2 separate regions of the Homo sapiens genome follow, and region 2 is linked to region 1. A link is an interaction called in ENCODE POLR2A ChIA-PET data of the cell type or tissue named here. Cell type or tissue: endothelial cell of umbilical vein. All regions are shown on one strand. Links, peaks and the distances in the headings refer to the core of each region. The heading gives the core; the rest is flanking DNA.

Region 1 (5,384 bases), core at 94-5,093:
GGTGAGACCCCATCGCTAATAAAAATACAAAAATTAGCTGGGCGCGGTGGTGCAACTGTAATCCCAGCTGCTTGGTAGGCTAAGGCACAAGAATCGCTTTAACCCAGGAGGCAGAGGTTGCAGTGAGCCAAGATCACGCCATTGCACTCCATCCTGGACAATGGAGTGAGACTCCATCTCAAGAAAAGAAAAAGAAGAAGAAGACATATTGCACATTTTTACTCCCCTCCCAAAAAAATGTTCTATATTTGCTAATGTGCTCTGGGATGATGATTAGTTTTTAGAGTTTTTTTAATTAAATAACACATTAAATCTTCTTTCTTAAGGTTGAAATAGATGTCCGAAAATATTTCTGTCACTGTGAGATTTTGTTGTTAAAATGATAGAAGTGTGGCACCTACAAAAATTTCCTGAACACTTTAAAAGTTTTGGATAGAGTGTTTTAATCTGTTTAAAAATCTTCCAAATAAAATGTTTTGTAAGTTTTGAGCCTGATTGATTACAATTACATACCAAGAGCATATCAGAGGAGATTATAATGTACTGGTCAAATTTCAAAAATTATACAAATGGCAAAGGGGACTGAGAAAACCATACCATGATTTATGAAGAGGACCCAAAGACGGACTTCCCCTATGTGCATCGAAGCATCTCTATGAGGCATCCTTAGCTGCAGTTGACTGCCATGAAAACCGTATTTCAAATTAAACTGAATGTAGAATCCCAAGGTTCACATTTCTAGGTCAAAAAGCATTAAATCAAGAAGGACCAACAAAAAAAGCCAATAAAGCATATTCATACCATTGCTTTGAAAAGAATTTGGTATTAATCACAATATATTAGAGAGAGCACAGAGTTTGGGTTATTAATAAAGCTCTTATTTTTCGATTTTTAAATTTAATCTTCAGATGCTCTAAGAGTATTTAATAATGTATACATCGTATTAGTAAAGCAGTACATTCATATAGTAATAAATCAATAAACATGGATATATTTCTATGCAAATTCAAAAAGCTTTACTGATAGAGGTGCAATCAAAAAAGTTGGCAGCCACTATGAGGTTCCCCTTGTGTGAATCAGACAGGACAACAATGCTGTCCTTGGTCATAAAGGTTCCTCAGAGAGAGTATGAAGAGTCCATCACAACAGCTATCAAAACTGGCTCTTGCCACATAGATTCAGCTTCTGTCTATAAAAACGAAGAAGCAGTTGGATGGGCTATTTGTCAGAAGATTGCAATGGCACCGTGAAGAGAGAAGACATATTCTTGACCTCAAAGGTGCCTAGTGCCCTATGGACTCATCTTCTACCCCCAGCCTCTAACTCATTATTTTAAAAACACAAATCCAATATCATGACTTATCTCTGTAAAGATTTCCTGTCAGTTAAAGTTTAAGTTCACTGGCCTGGAACATGGGGGGATAGTGTAGGCCTTGCCAACTGTTAAATCAGGAACTGGAAAGGATCTGAGGTTTTTGCCCCAGTAGAAATATAATAGTCAGCTCCTGACAGTCATACTTGCTGACAATAGATAGACAGACACTGGCGGAAGACACAAGGGCCCTGCCTCAGGAGCTAAGATGGCTCACTACTCTTCAAAAGCAGCAGCCAGAGCCCCATCTGGTGCCTCGATCCCCAATTCCCACAGGTCAACTCCATGAGGGCCAAATGGCACCTGCACATGCATGGAGTGCATTCTAAGGGAGACACCACAAAATTAGAAAATTCTGATCTTACACAGAGCCACTGCTGACCTGTCTATTCTCCTCTCCAGAGAGAGATCACTCATGTAACGTAAGCCATTCTTTTTCAGAGAAAGGAAGGACAGTCTTCCTCTTTTTACCTTAAGATATCTAAAGAGAGATCTGACCCTATTCTTCACTTTCCTGGAATTTCACCTCATACAATGGCTGTAAATGCCTTTGCTCAGAAAACCCAGAATTGGCAGAAATATGAGAAGTGCGGGCAGAATTGTATCCCCACACTTAGATCTTTAGCCTCACCTCTCCTTTTCCTATGCTAATTCTAGCCAGAGGGGAAAAACTGTTGCTTTTTAAGACCATAGTGTTCTTCCAGGCCTCATGATTTTGTTTGCATTTCTGACTGTTTTTCTTTCTCTCACATATCAAATAACTACTCAATGTCTTATCTTATATCCAGTATATCCTGTGCCATGTCTTCCTCCCTGCCTCTTGGCCTCTGGTACCGAATGTAGTCGTAGCACATATCACACTCAACGTTTCATTTTCCATTTGTTGTGCCTGATATTTGTTGTGTTTCAACTGACAGAGTTGAGAATAGAAACGATGCTTCATTCATATTTGTATCCTAAACCCAATACATAGACTAACACATTGGGATTCAATTTATGTGGGTGAAATAAATGAATAAATTGTGACAAAACTTCAAAGACCATACATGATCTCGTTGATAAAATCCAAATTCCTGGCTGGGTGCAGTGGCTCACATCTGTAATCCCAGAAATTTGGGAGGCTGAGGCGGATGTCACCTGAAGTCAGGAGTTTGAGACCAGCCTGGCCAACATGGTGAAACCTCGTCTCTACTAAAAATACAAAAATTAGCTGGTCGTGGTGGTGGATGCCTGTAATCCCAGCTACTCAGGAGGCTGAGGCAGGAGAATCACTTGAACCAGGGAGGCGAAGGTTGCAGTGAGCTGAGATCACGCCACTGTACTCCAGCCTGGGTGACAAAGTGAGACTCCATCTCAAAAAAAAAAAAAAAAAATCCAAATTCCTTAGTATGTGTTTAAAGTGATCTGATTTCTACCCACCTTTTCAGCCTCATCTTCCACCACTCATCTCCATGCATTCTAGTCTCTGGTTGTGCCGACGAATTGCTACTCCCCTAGTGCATGCCTTCTTTCCACCTTGAAACACCATATAGAACATTGTAAAAGCTGCCTGAAATATTCCTCTCGTCTTGGGCAGTCTTTCTATTGAACCTTAGGCATTCATCTAAAATGTCTCCACCACCCTGGCCTGATCTTCCACACACTTTCTCTCTGTAGTTCTATGCTAACTTGTGTTACCTCAATTGAAGCACCAATTGCATTGAAATAATTATTTGCTTACATGACTATCTCCACCATTTAATATTGTGGTAAAGACCAAAGACAATTCATCTATTCATTTTTAATGGGGAATATAGGATTCAGCCTGCTGTAGGCTCAATGAATGAATGAATGAATGAATGAAGAAATAAATGAGTGGGTCTATATAAAAACAGTACCCAACTTTCCTTTTTTTCTTCATATATGTAAGATCTACTCATATGCTTACTGACTCCAATTTTCAAATGGCCTAAAATTGATCTTCTCAAATTTGTTTCCCTGGAGTAGTTAACACTATGAGCTACGTCAAACAAAGTCAAAGAATAAGTATGACTCATTTTGACTCGTTTTCCTGAAATGTCAATGAAAGAAATTGACAACATAGATAATATTTATATTAAAACTAACATGGTAAAATCAACAAACTAACTTTACATCCTAAGGAACTAGAAAAAGAACGAAACCGAATCTAACAGAAGGAAGGAAATAATAAAGACAAGAGAAGAGATATATAAAATAGAAAATATTTACAAAGGTAGAAATAAACAACAATGAAACAATGAGTTGGTTCTTCAAAAAAGGTCAACAAAATTGAAAAACATTTAGCTTGCTTTACTAAGAAAATTAAAAAATGATAAGACTCAACTGAAATCAGAAATTTAAAAACTCATTTAAATAAAAAAAAGTATGAGAGAGTAGTGTAAAAAGTTGTATGCCAGCAAGTTAGATAACCTAGATAAAATGAACAAATCCATAGAAACACATAACCTACCAATACTGAATCATGGATGAATCTTTTTAAAAATTTTTATTTTTATTTTTAATTTCTGTGGGCATATAGCGGGTATATATATTTATGGAGTACGTATTAGTCTGTTCTTGCATTGCTATAAAGAAATACCTGAGACTGGGTAATTTACAAAGAAAAGAGGTTTAACTGGCTCACAGTTCCACAGGCTGTATAGAAAGCATGATGCTGGCATCTGCTCAACTTCTGGGGAAGCTTCAGGAAACTTACAATCATGGCAGATGGGAAAGAGGGAGGGGCACTTCACATTGTTGGAGCATGAGGAAGACAGAGAAGATGTGTGTGTGGGGGGTACTACACACTTTTAGATAACTAGATCTTATGAGAACTCATTCACTATACAGTACCAAGTGGGGGATGGTGTTAAACCATTCATGAGAACTCCAACCCCATGATCCAATCACCTCCCACCAGGTTTTACCTCCAACACTGGGGATTACAATTGAACATGAGATTTGGGTGGGGAAACAGATCCAAACCATATCAGGGTACATAAGATGTTTTGGTACAGCCACGCAATGTGAACTAATGAATTATGGATGAGTCTTGAAAACAATATGGTAAGTGAAATAAGCCAGGCATAAAAAGGCAAATATTGTGTGATTCTACCTATATGAGGTCCCTAGAGGAGTCAAATGTATAGATCAAGAAAGTAGACTTGTGGTTGCCAGGGGTTGGAGGAGGAGGGAATGGGGAGTTATTGTTTAATAAGTAGAGAGTTTCAGCTGGAGAAGATGAAAATACTCTGGAAGTGGATGATGGTGATGGTTGCACAACAATGTGAATGTACTTAATACCACCGAACAGTAGAGTTCTACAGTTGATTATAAACCATCTTCTAAAGAGGACCAAAACAAGGCAAAAATTGTCCATGGATGACAAAAGTCTCAGGACAGTTACAGTCAAAAACATAATTGACAAAGAAATTTGGTTACCTCTGTGCCATGGAATGATTTTATGTAACAACTAGTGTATTAATAACATACACTAAGTCATATCAGAATTATAGCAGTTTCCCATAATTTTGGAACATATACTAATAATACATTTATACAAACACACCTGAAAGAAAATCAAACACCATTTCATATTTGACAATGCTTCCTGTATGACTTTTATACCAAATAAGTCAACTGTCACTGTTGCATTAGTGCATTATTGATGTCAGACCTAATTCTTAATAAAACCTTATAGATAAATGTATCCAATCGTATTCACTTTGACCATAAGGTAAGATTCTTATAAAGCTTTTATAACCCTTTATAATTTTTGTTAAAGAGCAGGTCATAAGCAGGTTTTTGCTCTAAGAAAAACCTGTTGTGCTTTTATTCCAATATTCAGTCTACAAAAAGCTAGATAATACCCCTTTAACTTTAGCCAATATGTTCACAAACAGAATTTCTTTTACAGGATTAATTTTTCACAAACCTTCCACGACTAGCTTAAACCTTCAGCTTTACTCTAACTTAAGACAATTATTTAACCCTTTAGCAGAAAAATCTACAT
Region 2 (5,384 bases), core at 161-5,160, 620 kb before region 1:
TTTTCCATCCACCCACGCTTCCCACCCCACCAGGACGTGAGCTTGGACTTCATCTTGTCATCCCAGCAGCAAGGAGTCGATTTTGCAGGATGGATGGAAAACACAGAGAGGACCAGCTGTTTCATTTCTAGGCACCTCACTTCTAACCTGGAACCGGTTCCGAGAGGAAGGACCAGGAAGACCCATGTGTCGGGAATGGTGGACAGAAGGAGTGTGCTCAGCTGCCGCCGAGAAGACCACACGCTGGGTGCTGAAAAGATGGGGGGACCTGCTAGGAACCATGGCCCTGGGCTAAGTCGGGGATGAAGGCGGGAGCTGCTGTGCTGGACTGCAGCTCAGCACAGAGACAGTGAGCCTAGATTGCAGAGCTGCCCAGGGAGGGATGTCACCTTGGGGGATGGAGGCTGCAGGTGCTCCTCAGACCTTAGGGAAACATTTGGGAGGGAGCTTGTTGAGGAGATACAGGCACCTCAGGGTGGCTGGGCTGGATGGACTTTGATGACCCTTCCTTTTTTGAGACCTGATGGTTCTCTAATTTGGGAATCATTTCCAAAGATGGGTCTAAAAATCCTTGTTTCATTGGAAATAATGAGTTTGCTATGATGCTTAAGACCAAGCATGTCACCATTTGTTATTACTGCACTTTTCCCTGCCGTTTTCCTTTCCTTTTATTTTTAATGGATGATGTTAGGTTGCAATGACATTTTGTTTCTATATAAATATTTAAAGGTCTTCATAAACATATAAATGTCTTCATACATTTTTGTTTGCTTCTAGAACAATGTGTATCCTACTATTGTATTTTTGCTACAGTATATGAACGTGGAGGTGTGCATAAGACAGTAAAACACTATTCACCAAAAGATAAAAAAGAGATATTTGCAGGATGTGGAATTATGAACATTTTTTTGTTTTTATATGTTTTCTAATTTTGCTTCAACAAGCACATACCTGTTTTTACAAAAGAAGAAAAACAGATGATGAATAACATAGGTGCATCATTTATATCCACGATGAGCCAGAGCCAGCTCCTGACTCATGAGACTGACTTTGTGAGCTCTTCACTGCTGCAGGGATACAGCTGCATGAAATACAATGAATCAGCTGTATCACGTTGGCAACTTGAAACTGGCCCTGGTGGTAGTATTTACACCACAGCAATTGGCAAATGCTACAAATCAGGTCCTTTTTCCCTTGGAAAGCTGGTTGTTAACCATGTACCAGTCCACCGCTATTTATATTATTCATCAATCAGTAAAAAATATTTAAGCAGTAGAGGGGTATGGGGTATGGTTTTCAAAATCCGTAAATGACATGAAAAATAATTTGTTTTCGAGTTTTCCATAACTACAGAGCTTTACAGTTTCTATTCCTCCCTCACATACATGATCTCATTTAATCCTTAGGACAATGCTAAAATATTCTTATTTTATAGATGAAATACTTATTTCAGATTTTATGACAGGTAAACTCTGGTAGAATTGGATTGTTCTAGATGAACTGGATGTTCTACTAGAACATCCACATTGACTTTGAGAAATTCGGAATGCCTCTAAAAGCCACCTAGAACTGGAGTTTTCGTCTTTTCTGAGAGTTTTAAATGTGTAGGAGAACTTTTTGAAAATCCTCCATCAGTATAAAATCATTTCAATTGTGTTTCATGAGGCTGCAGTTGTGTAATTTTGACATTTCTTTCTCAGTGTCCACCCCTTCTCCGCTCAGCCTAGCACCATGTGCATCCCACCCTCGTTCCTTCAAGACCTTTCCTGTGGCCTGATTGATTGTGCTAAGGGCCCAGTTTGGTCTGGACAGGAAGACAACAGAAGGGAGTGAGGTCAGAGGGGACCGTTGGATGGAGGGTTGGAATGTGAAAAGGGGTCACCAGCAGATTTCAACACAGGTACTTTTTGCCTGGAGCATTTAGGACCTGATGCATTCCAAATAAACAATAGGTTTTTGCTTTTGTTTTTGTTTTTTTGAGACACGGTCTCTCTCTGTTGCCCATGCTGGAGTGCAGTGGCACATTCCTAGCTCTCTGCAGCCTCAAACTCCTGGGCTCAAGCAATCCTCCCACCTAGGGCTCTTGCGTACACAGGACTGCAGGTGCACACCACCAAGCCCAGCTAGTTGTTTCTTTTTTTCTTTCTTTTTTTTTGTTTTTGAGATGGAGTCTCATTCTGTCACTCAGGCTAGAGAGCAGTGGCACAGTCTTGGCTCACTGCAACCTCCTCCTCCCGGATTCAAGTGATTCTTGTACCTCAGCCTCCTGTGCAGCTGGGATTACAGGCCGGTTCATTTTTGTATTTTTAGTAGAGATGGGGTTTTGCCATGTTGGCCAGGCTGGTCTTGAACTCCTGACCTCAGGTGATCCACCCGCCTCAGCCTCCCAAAGTGCTTGGATTACAGGTGTGAACCACCGCGCCCGGCCTTGTTTCTTTTTTTTTTTTTTTTTTTTGTAGAGATAGAGTCTTGCTATGTTTCCTTTGCTGGTCTTAAACTTCTAGGCTCAAGGGATCCTCCTGCTTTGGCCTCCCAAAATGCTGGGATTATGGACCTAAGCCACCCTGCCAGGTCCAAATTTGATGTCCAAATGCAAACAATCCCAGTGACTGAAAATAAACCAACAATGTATTTGGAAAAATTAGTATGATACACAATTTAGGATAAAATGTTTGGGAAGAAATAAGCAAAAGTTGAGGATATGTTGCTGTCATTTGTGATGTTGGCATGAATATCATGGTGGGTCTCATTTTGAGTCCCTTTAAAAGCCACTTTGTTATTTTTATGCTTCTGATACTTAGATTCCCAGAGAAATAGTCATCTACTGTATTTTAGAAAGTAGAGTGGAAATTTATCTTAAACTACAGAGGAGAAAAAGGTCAAACTTCAGTATTTTGAGTTAAATGTACACATTCATTCAGTAAATGTGTTTGGATAACTGTTGCGAAGGCTCTGATGATGTGATATGAACAGGACAGAAATGGTCTCTGTCCATGCAGAACTTACCGTTCACTGGTGAGGGGGCCGTGGGTTGAAGGGGGTCTCCAAAAGGGTATGTCCAGGCTCTAACACCCAGTCATGTGAATGGGCCCTTATTTAGAAATAGGGTCTTTGCAGATGTAATTAAGGATCTCGAGGGGAGATCAGCTGGATTTAGGGTGGGCCGGAAATCCACTGACTGTTGTCCTAAGAGAAGGGGACACAAACACAGAGACCCAGAGACCGCGGTCATGTGAAGACGGAGGCAGAGACTGCACGGAGGGGTCCTGGCTGCCCTGGATGATCAGAGAGATGTGGAGGGATTCTCCCTCAGGGCCCTGCCTGTTGCAGGTGGTTAATCAGGCACCAGCCGGGCAGCAGAGGGCTCCCCTGCCACCCACCAGGAATGTCAGGGGATCATCGGGTGAGAGTTCAGCAGTTATCCCACCGCCTATCTAAAAACAATCATTGATCACAGGCTCCAGGGAGAGGTGATTCCCCAAACAGATAAAAAGTCTCGAGATGTGTAATCGGCTTCCAACAAAGTCTCAGAAATGGGGCGAGTAGGCTCGGGGATGGGCATTAAGAGACAAAACGGAGGAGTACGGCCTTTGAGGGCACTCCACTGGAAAAGGGAAGAAAGTCTCAGGGAGGGACACCCACCACTTCCTAAACTCAGGGCTCGGTGTTGGCCTCCCGGGGCTGAGGAGGGCACCGCGTGTGCAGGCGGCCCACCCTGAGGGAAAAAGCACGGAAGAGGAACGGGACCCCGGAAGGATGCCAATGTTTCCAGCCCCAAATCCAAAGGTCAAAGGCTGCACTCGTCCTTCCAGGGGTCCGCTTGGGTCTCTTCCAGTTGTTCTTCCCTTTGTTTCCTGCTCCAGAGCTTTTTAATAAACTTCCACCGCTGCTCTGAAATTTGCCTTGGTCTCTTTTTCTGCCGTATGCCCCTCTGTTGAATCCTTTCTTCTGAGGAGGCAAGAATTGAGGTTTTTGCCGACTTGCCAGTAACTCGGATATTTGCCACCCCTAACATTCCCACACCTGTGGCTCAGACTTCTGGCCCCCAGAACTGAGAAACGACACATTTCTGCTGTTTCAGGCCACCCAGTCTTGGTACCTTGCTACATAGTTGTAGGAAACCAACACAAGGGGGTAAAAAAGGGCCAGACATGTTGTTACAAGTGCATGTCCTGAGGAGAAGCACGCTGGTGCCTGTGGCGTCCTCACCGCAGAGCGACCTGCAATGAGTCCGCCGCTGCCCAGGTCTCCTCCCGTGTCCTGGATCAACACAAATTAGGAAAATGAAATGAGTGGTTACACAGCAACTGTGTTTGGTAGAAAGACATTTCAGGAACACGGGATCCTTGGCCGGAAGAGAGTTGGGAGCCGTGCACCAGATGTTCTGAGAGCCCCTCCAGCCGTGAGGACGGAGCCCACCAGATGTTCTGAGAGCCCCTCCAGCCGTGAGGACGGAGCCCACCAGATGTTCTGAGAGCCCCTCCAGCCGTGAGGACGGAGCCCACCAGATGTTCTGAGAGCCCCTCCAGCCGTGAGGACGGAGCCCCCAGGCCTCAGGGGGCGAAACGTGAGGCCCTGAAGCAAGAGCTGGGGAGTGGGGCCGGCCACGGGTTCATCTTGAGCCCAGCCCTGCTGACAGCTTCTGAGTAAGAACGGGAGATGGGGCCTCCTGTTCTGCGTGGCCTCTCAGAAAGTCCGAGAAGGATCTCAGCACAGGAGAAGCTTCATCCCTTGGTGTCCTTGGGGCTGTCACTCATGACCTGCCACCCCAGGGTTGGATAGGGTGGGTGGAGATGGGAGGTGATGACCTCGGGGCCCTCCAGGGAGGGGAAGGCAGGAGGGGTCAGCCCAACCACTGCCAGGAGGGGAAGCCTCAGGACCGCCCTGTGAGGCGGGAGGGCCTTCACCAGACTGACTCTGCCCTTCCCACTGAGGGGCTCAGATCAGCTTCATGAGTGGCAGTGGACAGCTGAGCTACTGAGTTCTAGAAGGCACCGGGCATTGGTGGGGCAGAGCCTCACGTGGACCCACGTGGGGAAAGAAGCAGAGGCTCCGTCACGGGGAGTTGTCGTGACCTTGAACTTGGCATCATCTTTGAAGAAGCTGAAGGGAAAGAAGGAATGACAGGTACGAGAGGGGGTCAAAGTGTTTTGTGCGTGTTTGAATTGGAAACACGTGCCTGGGTTCCATGTTGGGCAGAGCCTCTTGGACATGGTTTTCTCATTTGCAAAATGGAGACAGGGACACTTCTTCCTCTGCTTTATCACGCAGTCCTGGGTCAGGGCCACTCTGGGCCTGGTGGAGTGTGGTGCAGGTGCCGTGGCAGGGGACAGCTGTGGTTGGTGGAGTGTGGTGCAGGCACCATGGCAGGGGACAGCTGTGGT

What was found. Peaks named below come from ENCODE experiments on the same cell type or tissue, not always from the same donor. Only the 100,000 strongest peaks of a DNase experiment are listed, where the experiment ranks them.
Region 2: POLR2A ChIA-PET joins it to region 1 with 7 read pairs; 2 of 35 experiments call an interaction of 5 or more read pairs at or near these places.

What each region holds. Positions count from the first base shown.
Region 1 is chr10:4,856,185-4,861,568 of GRCh38, reverse strand. It overlaps a transcript of AKR1E2 not described here. Among named protein-coding and RNA genes, the nearest start is that of AKR1E2, 33 kb to the right of the region's middle. In endothelial cell of umbilical vein, for the core only: no CTCF peak of the experiment used is centred there; a DNase peak (open chromatin) is centred at 2,188.
Region 2 is chr10:5,480,116-5,485,499 of GRCh38, reverse strand. No RefSeq gene overlaps it. Among named protein-coding and RNA genes, the nearest start is that of CALML5, 17 kb to the left of the region's middle. RefSeq lists an enhancer at 5,329-5,378 and a cis regulatory region at 5,232-5,384. In endothelial cell of umbilical vein, for the core only: no CTCF peak of the experiment used is centred there; no DNase peak of the experiment used is centred there; H3K27me3 peaks cover 20 bases.